Linked DNA regions of Mus musculus: region 1 is linked to region 2. The links are chromatin loops, found by intact Hi-C in ENCODE. Cell type or tissue: heart. All regions are shown on one strand. Each heading gives the region's core, and the rest is flanking DNA. Links, peaks and the distances in the headings are about the cores only.

Evidence for each region. Hi-C counts contacts between places; a loop is a spot of excess contacts. Peaks named below come from ENCODE experiments on the same cell type or tissue, not always from the same donor. Only the 100,000 strongest peaks of a DNase experiment are listed, where the experiment ranks them.
Region 1: a loop joins it to region 2, with 8 times the contacts of the local background. A loop is called at or near these places in 7 of 42 quality-filtered maps.

What each region holds. Positions count from the first base shown.
Region 1 is chr9:44,355,917-44,358,416 of GRCm38, forward strand. It overlaps Vps11 (VPS11, CORVET/HOPS core subunit), which reads right to left. Exons shown (of 16, transcript NM_027889.2): 5 at 2,153-2,400; 6 at 312-513. Among named protein-coding and RNA genes, the nearest start is that of Vps11, 4.5 kb to the right of the region's middle. In heart, for the core only: CTCF peaks have their summits at 1,507 (motif pointing left) and 1,706 (motif pointing left); no DNase peak of the experiment used is centred there.
Region 2 is chr9:44,237,954-44,241,701 of GRCm38, forward strand. It overlaps Ccdc153 (coiled-coil domain containing 153), which reads left to right and starts at 2,724. Exons shown (of 7, transcript NM_001081369.2): 1 at 2,724-2,770; 2 at 3,045-3,123; 3 at 3,669-3,734. The coding sequence starts at 3,054. In heart, for the core only: a CTCF peak has its summit at 1,715 (motif pointing right); no DNase peak of the experiment used is centred there.

The sequences.
Region 1 (2,500 bases), core at 1-2,500, 120 kb after region 2:
CATAACAGACACAGTAGACAGTCCTGGAGTTATATTCTGCCTACAGTCTAGACAAAGACCTCAAGATAACCCCAAGACCAACACCAACATCAATCACCTCACCTACAGAAGGTCTCTGTAAACAAGGAGAGTTGGCCTACCTCCCAGCCATTACTTCCCTCCAAAGCCACATCTTAGACCCTAAGGAAACTGAGGAAGGCTCTGTGTGACCCAAAGGAAAGAGAAGTCACTGGGCCCAGGTGACCTAAGAAACCTATTCCTGGAGCTACTTCTAGATGCTTGTGCCAGCTCTTAGAACCTGGTGGCCTTGCCTCCAGTTTGGTCTGTGTGTCCTTCTCCTGCAATGCGTGGACCCGCCCATCCCGCGTCAGCACGTACAAGGAGCCCCACTCAGCCAGCACATCCACTATATCCTCAAACCCAGCGCTGTAGGCTATGAACTTGTTGCACAGGTCATAGATGTTGAGAATCTGCTTGTCGGAGTTCTGTGAGTCCCTGCTGGTAAACTCGGACCTGCACGGGAAAGAAAAGCACCCACTATTTACATCACCCCATCTCAGTTCCCTTATGGCTCCTTCCCATGACAACTTCGGTGCTGCCCCATTCCAGTTAGAACAAATCACCTCATGGGCCCCTCCAGCCACTCATCTCCTACATGCAGAATTGTGCTGACAGCTGTGGAAAAGAACACACAATCCTGGTCTTACCCTCTAGTATCCTATCGGTAATCCTAGCCAACAGAGTAGAAAGTAAACATTCAGATGTCCACCCGTCGCCTGGTAAGTGAGACAATGTGCTGAGTGAAACGAACCCAGCAGGCGCCGGGAGAGGGCTCTGGTGATAAAGTACTTGCTCTGCAGGCACCAGGATCTCAGTCAATCCTTAGAACCCATATTTACAACAATAGCAAACACCAAACAACCCTGGTACAGGGGTTGGAGAGATGGCACAGCAGGCAAGAGCACTCAGTACTCTTTCAGAGGACCCCAGTTCAGTTCCCAGCACCCATCAGGTGACTCACAACCACCTGTATCTAAGGGATTGGATGTCTCTGCCCCCCAGAGCACCTGCACTCCTGTGCACAAAATCCATAAACATAATTAAAGATAAAAAAAAATGAAAATAAAACAATAGGTGCAGCGGTATATACTTGGCCAGTGAAATGGGTACAGGCACATCCTGGGGTCTCACTGGTTGCTGACCTGCAGGCCGGCCTAGTCTACCTGGTAAGTCCCAGGCCAGTCAGAGACTGTCCCCAAACAGGCCAAGTGGATAGTGCCTGAGGTTGTCCTCTGGCCTCCACACACGTGGCCATACACGCACCTGCACACACATGAACATTATACACACACAAAACCAACAGGGAGTGCTTTCACTATGCAAAAAGCCCACCAGTCCCTTTGTAGTGCTCTGAGAAACCTCAAACAAAAAAACCCATGCCATATACTTTATAGCACCTTGTAGTTCCTCTGACACCATTTAGAAGTGATCTGATGCCCCCTTCTGGCATGCAGGTATACATGCGGATAGACCACTCATAATACATAAAATAAGTAAATTTTAAAAATAAAATAAACAACACATTTTCCAGTAAAAATAGCTAACTAAGGCGTCTGGAGAGATAGTTCAGTGGTTAAGAGCACTGACTGCTTTTCCAGAGGTCCTCAATTCAAATTCCAGCAACCACATGGTGGCTCACAACCATCTGTAATTGGGTCCAATGCCCTCTTCTGGTATGTCTGAAGACAGTGACAATGTACTCACATATATAAAATAAATATATCTTTAAAAAAAAATTAGCAACTAAATCTAGGTGGAAGAACAATCTACATAAAATTCAAGTGACAAGCCAGGCAGTGGTGGTGCACGCCTTTAATCCCAGCATTTGGGAGGCAGAGGCAGGTGGATTTCTGAGTTTGACCGAGGACAGCCTGGTCTACAGAGTGAGTTCCAGGACAGCCAGGGCTAAACAGAGAAACCCTGTCTCGAAAAAGAAACAAACAAACAACAACAACAACAACAAAAACCCCTCAAGTGACAGACTAGCTGGATCGAGGCTTAGGATTTTAGAAAACGATAGTTCTGGGGAATAAGTCAGTCCTCTCCTTTTCCCTCTTTCCTTTTCCCTCTTTCCTTTTCCCTGGAGTCTTACTTGGGAGAAACTTTCCGGTCACGGGAGACAATGACAAGGTAGCCTCTAAACCAGTGCACGATGAGCTTATGGCCCTCAAAGGCAAAGCAGGGTCCACGTTCATCAGGCTGGTAAAGGTAGACACACTCATCCCCAGCAACAATGAACTGCAGGTCTTGAGAAGGGTCGCTCAGGGCTGAACAGCGCAGGCCACAACCATGGGTGTCCAACTCCACACGAGGGTAGTCCTTTCCAGAAACTATATAAGACTGCCAAAGGGAAGAAGTTAGCAGGCTCCCTTTGAAGAGGCAGCCTTCATACCGACCAACATTCCCACTTCCCTGCTGACTCTTACTGGTTTTCCACTTG
Region 2 (3,748 bases), core at 703-3,202:
ATTTGAATAAAAGTGAATGATTGTCCCTCTTATATATCTCCTCAATACTCTTGTCCAGATCAGGCTGTGGTGCACAGCTTTAATTCCAGCCCTGAAAAAACAGAGGTAGAGGCCCCAATCTAGGAGTTCCAGGTCAGTCAGAGCTACACGTAAGTCCCTTTCTCAAAAGACAAGCAAACAGAAGCCATCCTGGATAGATCTTATTCAAAGGAGGACAGGGAGCCAACAAGATGGCTTAGTCGGTAAAGGTATGTGCTGCCAGACTCAACGACCTGGGTTCAATCCCACAGATCCACATGGGAGAAGGATAGAACCAAGTCCCCATGGGCTGTCCTCTGACCACACACTAAATGTAATACAAGTTTTTAAGATTTAATTTTAACAATCTGAATGTGTGTGTGCACTTGAATGGGTCTTCTCCAAGAGCAGCGTGTACCCTTAACTACTGACCCATTTCTCCAGCTTCCCCAGCCCAAAAAAAAAAAAAAAAAAAATTAACAGAGACAGTGAGATCAGAAACGATCTTTCCTATCGTCGCTTCTAAACTGAAGTCAATAAAAAGAGAAGGGAAGGTTGGCCTTTTTCTCACAGTTTTTATTTGGTTTGTTTTCTAAAGAGGGGCTGAATTGCTGAGCACAACGCCAACCCCTTTCTGGGTTCCGTTGGGACCAGTTCATCACGTGACACATGGCACCTTTTTTTTTCTCCACTTCACCTTGACCTCAAACCACATCCTGATCCTGCACCTGAGAGTCAGTTGACTGAACTCATTTGTAAAATACACGATCTCCTAAAACATGAGGTCTAGGTTGTGTTCTGTCATCCCCAATGTGTCCTTCCAAGCACAAACGTGAGTGACAGAGATTCAGGGAAAGAAGTCCCTGAGAAGCTCCTGGGAAAGGACCGGAGATTCTAAAGGAAGAATAAATGAAAACGTGATGAAAAATGAGATTTCTCCATATCTGAGACCTGTGTACGGGGTCACCAGCCCTACGTTACAGGGGCTGTAAGCATCACAACGACAAGTAGGACTCTTTGCTCTATAAAGTGTCCAGAGCCGGGGCTGGAGACATGGCTCGGCAGTTAAAAGTGAGTCCTGCTCATGAAGAGGACTCGAATTTGGTTTCCAGCACCACACTGGTGGGCTGCTCACAACTACCCGTAACTCCGACTCCAAGGGACTCCAAAGCTCTCTTGTAGCCTCCCCCGCCCCCCGGCACTGTGCTCACAAACCCACACATAAAGAACATAATCAAAAATAAAAATTAAAACTCTCTCTTACAGTATCTAAAGTGCTACGGAGTTAAATAAAACAGGTATTGACCTTCCGCTTGCTCTGGAAGTGATTTCATAGTCCCACATCTTGTGTCTGTTTCGGCAGATTTGCTTCTAATAATATGCAACTGACCAACATTTTCAGGGACTAGAATGGACAGACATGCCTAAAAAGGATCTGTAGGTTCCATAATCCACAGGGAGGAAGGCTTGTTTAAATTCTATGTATGGTGACATTATGGTGCCCAGAGATGGCACAGGTCCAGACGGATCTCTCCCAGATGGAGGGAGGGCTTCCCGTCATGCTTTCTGCCAACAATCAAATTTTAATTATACATAAGATACTAAAAAACACCCCGTAAAGGGGATCTCCCCCAATATTGCCCAAGAAATTACCAACTGCAAACTTTAGGAGGTGCAGGCGGTCAAGCAAGTCCACTAGAGGGAGCCCTAAGCAACTTTATGCTGCAGGGAGCCTGGGGGCTGCTAAACCCCTGCCTGCAGATTAAACCTCATAAAGAAATAGTGGGAGAAGGCAAGATTGACTGGAGAGGGAAAAAGGAGTCCTGTAAACACTGCACTGACGTCTGGGGATTTCAGGAGCTACAAAACTTATACACCAAGAAATACAAGCTGAGCAAAATTAAGTAGCTGAACTCCAGACTCTTGTCTAATTTGTGTTCCTCTTTGTGGGTCAGCATCCTTTCAACTACCTGTGTCAGAACATGTTTCCCTCACACACCACAGTAGCCTTTTTGAGGCAAACCTTCAGGTTGTTGTTTAAAAAAAAACAAAAACAAAAACAAAAAACAAAAAACAAACAAAACATTTATTTATTTATTTTATGTATCTGGTGGTCTTCAGACACACCAGAAGAGGGCATCCGATACCATTACAGATGGATGTGAACCACCATGCTGTTGCTGGAAATTGAACTCGGGACCTCTGGGAGAGCAGCCAAGTGCTCTCAACCACTGAGCCATCTCTCCAGCCCCCAAACCTTCTGTTTTAAAGTAAATAATGTCACTGTGTTCACACGAAACCTCCAGATATAAAGTAGCTGTGATGGCCGCTATCCCTGCTTTCCCTATGTCTTGCAAAACACTGCTCTCCCAGACTGCAAGTTTGTAGATTCCTAGCCTGGAGAGTCTCCAGACCACAGGTAGTGCCTGTGTAGACATGAATAATAGCTATTCGGCTCCTAAGCCTCTTCTTTAGGGCTAGGATATGGAGGTAAAAAGAGAAGCTTTCCTTTGTATGAGCTGATTTAGCTCACCCACCTGCCTGAGTTTTCCAGTTGCCTGGACAACGTGCAGTATCCAGAAACCCAACATCCCAGTTCTTGGTCCCACCTCTTGAGGAAGTTTTACACCTTGGATTGGCTCCCAGGACCCAGGCTCCTCCCTAGACTCAATCTACTTGGGTCTCTCTTTACTGTCCCCATGACATGTCATTTCCCAGGGAGACACCACACAAGCAACAGAAAGTCTTGCAGGTAGGTAGGAAGGAGGAGAGTACACAAGTTGGGGAGAGAGAAGGGATGTCCAGAAGTTTCTCTAAGAAGCTGACTGCTGCACATAGGATTGTTCTCCCTCAGTGATCCCAGCCCTCCCTAAGGGTCCCAGAGACCAAGAAATGAAGCTTCTATAGAAGTGTAAGATGCACTGGGAGACTGGCACTCTGATGCTCCAGAAACCCCCAACCAACTCAGTGTAAGAGTCAGGAAAGCCTGTCTGTATGCTGACCTACATAGGTCTTCCCTTCGTCAGGACAGCGGGATGCCACCTAAAACCAAAGGAAGGGGGAGAAAAGCTGAGGCACGGAAGAAGAAAAAGAATTCAAGTCCTGGTGAGTCACCATGGGTGAAGGCCAGTGCCCCTGCATGTCCATGTCCACACCAAGGTCCTTAGAGGGAATCCAGCTCCCTGGGCAACAAGACAGAGGGCGTTTGTTTTGGTTTTGTCTTTTGTTCTTTTGACACAGGGTCACTAAGAAACCCAGGCAAGCCTCAAACGTATCCTCCTAGTCCTCCTAGTGCTGGGACAGCCTGGTGCTCACAATGCCTGGCATTAGTTAGGCATTGACACCACAGTTGGCTAAAGTGAGGCTCTCTTGCCCTCCTCTTCAGAGCCCTGAGTTCAGATTCGGCCAGGCTGGGGACCGGAGACTGCCTCTCTCCCCCTGGAGCCCCCTCTAGTCCTTTGCCTCTGTCATCTGTTTCACCCTTCTTTTGAGCACACACCAAGTACAAGGCAGTGAAGGCTTGGCTATGAATTTGTCAGATTTTGGCATTGGGTATCAGTGATCTTCCCCCATCCTGCAAAAAGTGCGGGAGGAAGACAGGGCAGGGGCGAGATCAGCGTAGCCTAAGACTCCGTGGTTTGCCACGACAGGTGTGGAGGCTGAGGCCAAGCACAGGCTGGTGCTGCTCGAGAAGGAGCTGCTTCAGGACCGCTTGGGTAAGGAGTGTGGA